Linked DNA regions of Mus musculus: regions 2, 3 and 4 are each linked to region 1. The links are chromatin loops, found by intact Hi-C in ENCODE. Cell type or tissue: heart. All regions are shown on one strand. Region 1 overlaps Ern1 (endoplasmic reticulum (ER) to nucleus signalling 1). Region 2 has its middle 3.9 kb from the start of Ern1. Region 3 has its middle 8.3 kb from the start of Milr1. Region 4 overlaps Milr1 (mast cell immunoglobulin like receptor 1).

Region 1 (2,500 bases):
GTACATAAAACCGAGTAGCCGTATAATTCTAATGAGCCCTTGCTAGTTAGTGATAACACTATACTATGGCTGTTGCTGTACTTCTATAGCAATGTGTGAAGAGTGAATGTATTAGTCAGTGTTCTCTAAAGATTTAATACACACACACACACACACACACACACACACACACACAGCTATGAAGAAGTAAAAGGCACAAAGAACAGGATCTTTCAAATGGCCTGCCAATAGACTGATCGGAGCTCCAGCACACCCAGTTCCCCTGCAGCACTCTCTTAGGTATTCATATACTGGTCCAGACCCATTGCCTGGCAGGTCCTGCTGCCTTCTGTGCCCACACATACTCTTTTCTCTACCCACATCTACCTAGTCTGCTGGGACTCAGACCACCTCTCACGTTTAGGCTAGGTCATCAGAATTGGTGTGTATTGTTAGTATATATAGGGCACAGGAAGGAAAGATCTGATTTAAGAAAATCCATCCTGCTCTAGTTACTTGGGATATTTGCCAGGGACCCAATCACCCTCACTTCTGCCTTTGTTTGCAATACTCACTGCCTTGGGGTATAATCTCAACCTCTTATCTTTGTAACCAGGCCTTTAATTCACTCCCAGGGTCAAGGATAGTAAGGGCAACAACAATGGGAAGAAGAAAAAAAGATAAGGCCAGGGTGCATCCCAGAGTCAAAGCATGCTTGGCACGCTTAAGGCCCTGGTCTCTGCCTTAGCAAATGGGAGGGAGGAGAGAAGCCAAGTATGTGGGAAACAGGGACTGAATGAATTGGGGGTCACCTGAGTAACATAGTGACATTCTGTCTCCAACAATATGAAACAAACCAAAAAAATCAGACCGAGAAAAAGAAACTCCCCAAGAGCCTTTCTGTGAGGGCCCAGGAACAGCGCAGACTCTTCATGGTTGTTGATTCTGGTTTCTCCTCAGATTGCTAAGTATTTTGCCTTTATTTCCACAACTGTCACTCATCATAGGTCTTAAACTTGTCCTGCCCAGCCTCTTATCCACACTGATTCCTATTCCAAATGACAAGTCCCAGTATTCTTATAGAGTGGAAATAACAAGGGTACCCACCTCACATGGTCACTGTGAGGAACAGGGAGCAGACATTGCCTGAAATTTACACCAAATGTTTCAATCTTGGAGAGAAACTGGTTTTTTTGAGACCTGATTAAGCAACCTGGAACTCCTTGAAAATAAAAATATTCCCAGGCCTAAACCATCTTGACATGGACAGAGCACACAATGCATTCACAATGAAGAGCAGCAGTAAACCAGCAGGGCTGGCTTTTGCCCACCAGGGGGCAGTATGTTACCACCTAGCAAGAAGCAGCTCTTACCTATGAGAAGCCAGTAATTCCTCAAGTAGTTCAGCTTGCTCTTCCCTTTGAGTCCAGGGTCAAACTTGAGGTCTGTGCTGGGAGTGATCACACACTCTCCTTTGTCTCCAATGGTGACGCCATCTGTCTGGGGGCCTTCCAGCAAAGGAAGAGTGCTGCCTCGAGGCTGTGGAGATGGGATGCGGTGAGCTGCAGGGCTGGCAGGAGAGGTTTCCCAAGGTCCTAAAGGTTTCCCTAAAGGGACAGTTGTGGCTCACGCAGCTCAACAATCATCATCCATCAAAGCATGACACAAAGATCCTGGGACTGGGCAAGGGACACTCTACTGACATCTTTTCAGATTGTTTGCTTAAGACAGAACTCAAGCAGCCCAGGCTGTTCTTGAACTCTAGACTCTCCTGTTTGCATCTCGCAAGTGCTGGGATTACAGGCATCAACTATCATGTCTGGTCCTGCCATGTCAGGTTTGCATGTTTGGGTACCGAGAACCAGGAAGAACATGCATGATAGAACTCCGAGAAGCTACTATCAGAAATTCTATGAAACCATGTAAGAATCTATATGGTCACAGATGACGCAACTGACAGTGTGGAATAAACTGCTGAGTTGTTAGACACTGATGAGTTGATAGAGTCAGGAGTGGCCTCACTGCTGCAGCAGCCAACCAACTCACCAGGCAGCCAGTATACAACCAGCCAGTCCAGGCACAAGCACATCAGGAGTGTAATGTCCCAGTCACTCGGTGAGAGTGCTCAAAGCAGGCTGGAGAAGCCTGAGGAGGCATGGAGCACTCACAAAAGGATTGAGCAGGGGAAAGGAAGTGAGAGACCAGCAACTGAAGCTCAGAAGAAAGAATAGGGAAGTTTGGGTGATCATGGGAAGCATGTGCTTCTCTGGACCATGCAACCCTGAAAACTAGCAGAGTGGTAGGTAGGCAGGGTGGGACTGGCTGGAAGAAAGCCTGACGGTTAGATCTGAACACAAAGCCATAGGGAGTGAGTCTTTCCTGGCTTCAGGGAGCTGCTTCTGTCAGCATCTGCTTTCAGCAGGATGTGGATTTATAGAAGCCGCTCATGATTCACTCAGCTCTGCACTTCCCCTTCCTAACCAGACGTTTACACAAAACTCAATGTCACTTTTTGCTAGAA
Region 2 (2,500 bases), 73 kb after region 1:
ATGAGTGCTGGCGTTTTACTTATGGCTGAGTGACCATAATCTTGCTCCACGGTCACATGCAGAAAAAGAAACAACTTCTTACTTATGTTAAAGCAAAAACTGGCATCATTGATAAATATAGAAACCAAAATATTAATATTTTAGGGCTTCTCTGAAGTAGACAGTAATTCATCTTCCTGGAGTCTCATTAAATAATTTCTCTTTTTAGATGTATTTATTTATTTATTATATGTGTGTACACTGTAATTGTCTTCAGACACTCCAGAAGAGGGCATCAGATTTTTGTAATGGATGGTTGTGAGCCACCGTGTGGTCGCTGGGATTTGAACTCAGGACCTTTGGAAGAACAGTCGGTGCTCTTAACCACTGAGCCATTTCACCAGCCCAATAATTCCCTTTTAAAAGGTCAAGATGGCCGGGTGGTGGTGGCGCACACCTTTAATCCCAGCACTTGGGAGGCAGAGGCAGGTGGATTTCTGAGTTCAAGGCCAGCCTGGTCTACAAAGTGAGTTCCAGGACAGCCAGGGCTACACAGAGAAACCCTGTCTCGAAAAAAACAAAAAACAAAAAACCAAAACAACAACAACAAAAACCCCACACAAAAATAAAAAAAATAAAAGGTCAAGATGGGAGGACTCAGTAGGTAAAGGTGTCTACCTGTTGTCAAACCTGACCACCCGAGTTCAATCCCCAGATCCACACGGTGGGAAGAAAAAAACTGACTCCCAAAGTCGTTCTCTGAGCTCCATATGCACACTATGGCATGCATGCCCACACAAGTACATACACACACAAATAAACATAACAACAAAAAAAGAGTAAAGATCAAGGTTATAGTCTTAGTGTTAGTGTAAAAGTAAGCTGCCACATAAAAACGCAGAGAGTCACACAGACGCACACACTCAGATATGCACACATTAGATTCAGTAAAGACTGACAGAACTAGGTATGTCAGCAGAGATGAAAGTAAGTTAACCAAATCTTGTTTTTATTTTTCTTAAAGAGCTTCTAAAAAAGAAAAACAAACTTATTTCTGATACCTCTCAAGCTTCCTTCCTTACTGATTCAGACTATGTCGAGCAGAGTCTAGAAATCTGTGTTTTACACTTCCCACAGGTGCCTGAAGGCAGCTGAGAGCAGGCCAGCTGCAGAGAGTCAGAGTTCAAACGGCCTGGCATTGAGTCCTTAGAAAATGCCGCCATCTAGTGGAAGATAGGACTTAGACCTGGAGGTTTTTTTGTTTTGTTATTCTTTTTTATTTGTACTTCATGTGCATTGGCATTTTGCCTGAATTGGCTTTTTTTTTTTTTTTTTTTTTTTTTTTTTTTTTTGTGAATGTATGTCTGTGTGAGGGTGTTAGATAGTTGTGAGCTGCCATCTGGGTGCTGGAAGTTGAACTTGGGTACTCTGAAAGAGCAGCCAGTGCTCTTAAACTCTGAGCCATCTCTCCAGCCCCATTTTTTTTTTTTGGTTTTGGGTTTTTTTTTTTTTTTAAAGATGTATTTATTTTATGTATGTGAGTACACTGTAGCTGTGCAGATGGTTGTGAGATTTCATGTGGTTGTTAGGAATTGAATTTTTAGGACCTTTGCTCGCTTCAGTCAACTCTGCTTGCTCCAGCTCAAAGATTTATTTATTATTATATATAAGTACACTGTAGACAGCTACTTCAGACACACCAGAAGAGAGTGTCAGATCTCATTACGGGTAGTTGTTAGCCACCATGTGGTTGCTGGGATTTGAACTCAGGACCTTCAGAAGAGGAGTCAGTGTTCCTACCCACTGAGCCATCTTGCCAGCCCCCTAAAAATTTTATTTATCTTATATGAGTACACTATAGCTGTCTTCAGACACACTAGAAGAGGGCATCAGATCCCATTACAGATGGTTGGGAGACACCATGTGGTTGCTGGGAATTGAACTTAGAACCTCTGGAAGAGCAGTCAGTGCTCTTAACCTCTGAATCATCTCTCCAGCCTTTTGGGGTTTTGTTTGTTTGTTTGTTTGTTTTTTCAAGACAGGGTTTCTCTGTGTATCCCTGGCTGTCCTGGAACTTGCTCTGTACACCAGGCTGGCTTCAAACTCAAAGGTTAGAGACACCATCAGCCAGTGACTTGGAGGTTTTTAATCTCATTTTACAACTTAAAAATTTGAATTTGTGATTGTCAAGTTGACTTGCACAGCTACTTACGGTTTTTTTATTACACATATTTCTTTAGTGTGTGTGTGTGTGTGTGTGTGTGTGTGGTCAGAGAACACCTTTCAGAAGCTGCTTCTGTCCAGCTACTATGTGGGTTTCAGGGATCCAACTCAAATCCTGAGGCAATGCTGCAACTGCCTTCACGAGCTGAACCATCTTGTCAGCCCTTTCGAAAAAGACTAATTTTTGAAAAAAAAAGTTTGCAGAAGGGAGGTAATTTCTGAAAGTACACATCTTTTCATCAGAGTAAACCAAATCTCTCTTTCTTTCTTTTTCTTTCTTTCTCTCTCTCTCTCTCTC
Region 3 (2,500 bases), 320 kb after region 1:
AGTTTGGTCTATAGAGAGAGTTCCAAAACAGCCAAGCTACACAGAGAAACCCTATCTTGAAGAGAAAGAAAGAGAAAGAGAGAGAGAGAGAGAGAGAGAGGGAGAGGGAGAGGGAGAGGGAGAGGGAGAGGGAGAGGGAGAGAGAGAGAGAGAGAGAGAGAGAGAGAAGGGAGGGAAGGAAGGAAGGAAGGAAGGAAGGAAAAGAAAGAGGGAAAAAGGGAGGAAGGGAGGAAGGAGATATAGCTGGGCATGGTGGTGCAGGGCCTAATCCTAGCACTCAGTACGCAGAGGCAAGTGGACCTGTGTGAGTTCAAGGCCAGTGTGGCTTACATAGCAAGCTTCAGGCCTCCAGACCTCCAAAGTCTTTCTATGTAGCTTAGGTTGGTCTTGTATTCTGGATCCTCCAATATCTGTTCCCAAATGCTGGATTCACAGTCATCTACCACTATGCCAGTGACATTTTGGATAAAAATCTTCTAATAATGAGGTTTATGAAATAAAGATCGTAGAGAACTCCAACAAAGAGGTAGCAAAGACCTCCGCTTGCTCCAAATTCTAGATGGCTCAAGAGTAGCTGACAGAGCCTGGCGGGCGTGGTGGTACACGCCTTTAATCCCAGCACTGGGGAGGCAGAGGCAGGTGGATCTCTGAGTTTGAGGCCAGCCTGGTCTACAGAGTGAGTTCCAGGACAGCCAGAGCTGCACAGAGAAACCCTGTCTCGAAAACCAAAAAAAAAAAAAAAAAAAAAAAAAGAGTAGCTGACAGCGTTTCCACCGGAGACAATCAGGAACCTGTCCTATGTGGCAGTCTTCACGTACAGTCCGGGTACTTTTCAGTCCAGGACTAAATGGCTTTAGCTTATCCTTTCCACCCCCCATCCTTCCAAGTGACTCCAGAAAAAAAAAGGAGAGAGAGAGAGAGAGAGAGAGAGAGAGAGAGAGAGAGTCAAAACAAGACAATAAAAGGCAAAGGTTCCTTCCATCCCAGAACTTTAAAAATTACAGAAACTTGACAATGGCGCCATCTAATGGAAATTAGAAAAATTGAACACACAGCTCTCCCTAAATCTGAAAAATTTACAGCTATAATCTGTGGTTTAGCAGGATGTGACAGCATTAACCTGGGTTTCGAGCTTTTTAGGAGGCTGAGGCACAAGAACAACAAAAAAAAAAATTCAAGTCCTGACTTGGATATATTGTGAGTTCAAGACCAGCCTCAGCAATACTAAAGGTTAGGGTGTTTATCTAGTGTGTTATGAGGCACTAGGTTCAATCCCAGGCTCACTCACACACACACACACACACACACACACACACACACACACACACACACACACACACACACACACACATAGAGCCGTGTACATATACACACACCATAGCTTATCTTAAATACTTCTCTCTCTCTCTCTCTCTCTCTCTCTCTCTCTCTCTCTCTCTGACACATTTAGTTCTCTTTTCAGGATTTTGGCTTTCTTGGGGTGAGGCAAGTTGTTGTGATTATTTTACTTTATTTTAGACAGGGTCTCATGAAACTCAGGGTAGTCTCAAAACTTGTTAGACAGCTGAAGCAGATCTTGAACTCCTGACCCTTCTGCCTCTATTTCGTGACAGCTAAGACACAGGGAGGTACCACTCTGGCTATTATTTATTTATTTATTTATTTATTTATTTATTTATTTATTTGAGATATGATCTTGCCTAGCCCAGGCTGGTCATAAACTCCTGATGTAACTGAAGATGTCCTTGACCCCCTTGCCTCTACACTACGACCCTAGTATGCACTGGTGCACATAGCTTTTTACAGTGGTAGATACTAGGCAAGCGCTCTGCCAACTGAGATGCAGCTCTCAGGTCTCTCATCTTCGTAGAGCCTGAGGTTTTGCTATGTAATGTAGGTGTCTCAGTCAGGGTTTGTATTCCTGCACAAAACATCATGACCAAAAAGCAAATTGGGGAGGAAAGGGTTTATTCCGCTTACACTTCCACACTGCTGTTCATCACCAAAGGAAGTCAGAATTGGAACTGAAGCAGGTCAAGAACCAGGAGCTGATGCCGAGGCCATGGAAGGATGTTACTTACTGGCTTGCTTCCCCTGGCTTGCTCAGCTTGCTTTCTTATAGGACCCAAGACTACCAGCCCAGGGATGGCACCACCCACAATGAACCCTCTCCCCTTGATCACTAATTGGGAAAATGCCTTACAGCTGGATCTCATGGAGGCATTTCCTCGAGGGAGGCTCCTTTCTCTGTGCTAACTCCAGCTTGTGTCAATTTGACACAAACCCAGCCAGTGCCGTTGGCATATCTCATACTCACTCTGTAGTCCTGGCTGGCCTCAAATTCACAGTCAAGGTGTTAATAATAGGTGTTTATACCACAACTGGCTCCCCCTTTTTAAAAAGTGATTTTTAAATATCTCATTGAGCACGGGTTTCTTTAAAAAAAGTATGCAAATATTCTAAAATTAGATTGTGGTGTTAATTGTGTGGCTTTAATTAG
Region 4 (2,500 bases), 330 kb after region 1:
ACTCGCCAATGTGCCTCTCTGCCGTTTCATTCAAGGGAATAAGATGCTGGCTGGACAAACTGTTACTTTGGGCTCTTACAATTTCTATCACACGTAAGCCTGATTCGATATTTTAAGAATTGACTCTGGGACGGGGGGGCCAGCACTTGGTGGAGCAAAGGCAGGTGGATCTCTGTGGAGCCAGCCTGATCTACACAGAGTTCATGGCCAGCCAGGGCTACCTAGAGAGACCCTGTCTTGAAAAGTCAAAGACGAAAAAACAAACAAGAATCATCTCTCAAAATAATCACATGGGAAATGAGGTTTTTTTTCTCTAATCTTCCATTTTCTCTTTCAGTTCAGAATGCTGCAGTGGATTGTACGAGGGTGGAAAATAACGGTAAGTTTCATTTCCTGAAAGTATGGGCATCAAAATGGTCAGATAGCTGACTCTGAACATGAGCGTTCACTTACTGGGATTTCTGTGTTTTTAGATCGGCAACCAAGAGCAAAGCCTTTCTATTATCTGCTAGGAGGCCAATGAGCTGAGGTTTAGAGAGGGCATTAATTGTAGCAATTTTGTTTTTCCACCTGAAACTTGGCCGGGCAAAATCTGAGATTGTTTTTTACCATGAAAACCTCCAAACTTCCTTTGTTATCACTTTTAGCTAGAAAACCCTCCCGTGATTTTTGTAAATTTTTATTAATTTATTTACTTTTGAGGCTGAGCCTCATGTAGGTCAGGCTGGCCTCAAACTCTATTACGTGGCCAAGGCTAAACTAGACTAACTCCTAAACTCTCAAATGCTGGGACCCAGCCCACCATGCCCACTCAAACCCCTTTTAAATTAATTCAGGCAACTAGTACTATGCCTAGGTAGAGCTCTACTGTGGAGTCAGAGTGCTTTGCTGCTGAGCCTGGCTTGCTGCTGCCCAGCTGGCAAGCCGGGCACACAAACTAATGACTTTTGAGGGTGGTTTCTTTCATCGGTGAGAAGGGGTGGCCCCAATCCTGGTTCCTCTGCAGTCTTTGCGGCACATCGGTCCTTCCGTGTAAGCTAACCACATAAAGTTGAAAGTGCTGTTGTGTGCAACCCAGCCTGTCTTCCCTCCCCTCCCCTCCCCATCCCGAAGCAGGCAGCTTCTTTCTGTGGACTGTTGGTGATAAGATCTTGCTACATAGCCTAGCACTCACTATGTAGCCGAAGCTGATGCTGAACTCATGAGAATCCTTCTGCTTCAGCCTGTTAAGTCCTGAGTGTGGGAGAGCACACAGTGGAGCAGTCTAGATGGACATCTTTGCGTCGGTCTGTGGTGTCAGAGTTTATTGAATAGCAATAAATTCACCAGCTATGTTGCTTCTCTTGGCTGTGATTTTCCAAGCAGTCCTGATTTCTCTTGATAGCCAGCAGTCAGTAAACATGAGTTCTTTTATTCCAATTTTAAATGTAATATTAACTCTCAGAGCATATATTACATATCTTACAGTAAACATACACATGAGTATGTATGTATACCAGCTCACAGACTGGATACCAAAGCCATAGCAGACAGAATTTAAGGAGTTTTACCAGGCCTTACTGAAGGCAATCTCACGTAGCCCAGGCTGGCCTAGAACTCACTAGGTCAGCATAGACTGACCTTGAATTCTTCATCCATCTGCCTCCATCCCCCAAGTCCTGAAATTACAGGAGAAAGAAAGACCCTGGGGAAGCAGGGGCTTCCCAGCAGGAGAGCAGAAAAGGATGTGTCACAGGATCTGAATTAAGGTTGGTTACTTAATGAAAGACTCCAAGCTACAGGTCTGCCCCTGGCTTATAGGAAGTAAAATCGATGATAAGAAAAGTTGGCAGGTCTTACCTGAAAAGCAGTGCAAATGGGAAGTTAAATCCAGTGTCAAAGTCAAACAAAAACATAGAGACCGATGTGCAATAAAGGAATTTTTATCTGGGAAAAAGCAAACGATATGGAACACAAGTGTGTAGACCCGGTGGCCTCTGGCACACCTGAAGAACAAAGGAAAGATTGGGATTGACTGGAGGGGCGGGGGGGACGGGGGACAATTTCCCTAAGGTGCTTGCTTCCACCTGGAGAAGGGGCATATTGTTTTTCTCACTACTGTGAGAAATGAAAGATTCAACTAAATGTCTGACAGGAAGCAACTGGAGGAAGGAAGGGTCAACCTGGGCTCACTGCTCAAGGGGAGATAACCTGGGCTCAAGGGGAGATAAGGCTCTTGATGACGGGTAAGTCACGATGGGAGGGGCCTGAGGCAGCTGGTCACAGAGCATCCACAATCAGGAGACAGAGGTAACTGGATTGTTAAAGTTTCTTTTATTCGCCTGATCTAATTGTCCTCTCTGAAGCTTACTGCTTCAGTCTGCTAACCCAGGCCTGGTCCTGGAAGCTTCTAGCCTCCGTACAATCTTATCTAGGTCTGGAATGTTTTCAGCCTCTGAGGCTTATGACTAAATAAGATCACTCTTTCTAGCTCTTTCTGAACTCTGGCTGGCTGGTCAAC

What was found. Hi-C counts contacts between places; a loop is a spot of excess contacts. Peaks named below come from ENCODE experiments on the same cell type or tissue, not always from the same donor. Only the 100,000 strongest peaks of a DNase experiment are listed, where the experiment ranks them.
Region 2: a loop joins it to region 1, with 7 times the contacts of the local background. A loop is called at or near these places in 35 of 42 quality-filtered maps.
Region 3: it touches region 1 in a loop (6-fold over the local background); 16 of 42 quality-filtered maps call a loop at or near these places.
Region 4: it touches region 1 in a loop (3-fold over the local background); 16 of 42 quality-filtered maps call a loop at or near these places.

Annotation. Positions count from the first base shown.
Region 1 is chr11:106,417,472-106,419,971 of GRCm38, forward strand. Ern1 (endoplasmic reticulum (ER) to nucleus signalling 1) reads right to left here. Exons shown (of 22, transcript NM_023913.2): 10 at 1,353-1,518. Among named protein-coding and RNA genes, the nearest start is that of Icam2, 36 kb to the left of the region's middle. In heart, no CTCF peak of the experiment used is centred here; DNase peaks (open chromatin) are centred at 1,410 and 2,170; H3K27ac peaks cover 356 bases.
Region 2 is chr11:106,490,420-106,492,919 of GRCm38, forward strand. No RefSeq gene overlaps it. Among named protein-coding and RNA genes, the nearest start is that of Ern1, 3.9 kb to the left of the region's middle. In heart, a CTCF peak has its summit at 1,208 (motif pointing left); a DNase peak (open chromatin) is centred at 1,162.
Region 3 is chr11:106,741,649-106,744,148 of GRCm38, forward strand. No RefSeq gene overlaps it. Among named protein-coding and RNA genes, the nearest start is that of Milr1, 8.3 kb to the right of the region's middle. In heart, a CTCF peak has its summit at 1,041 (motif pointing left); no DNase peak of the experiment used is centred here.
Region 4 is chr11:106,751,297-106,753,796 of GRCm38, forward strand. It overlaps Milr1 (mast cell immunoglobulin like receptor 1), which reads left to right. Exons shown (of 7, transcript NM_001033435.3): 1 at 1-93; 2 at 338-379. Among named protein-coding and RNA genes, the nearest start is that of Milr1, 1.3 kb to the left of the region's middle. In heart, no CTCF peak of the experiment used is centred here; a DNase peak (open chromatin) is centred at 1,015.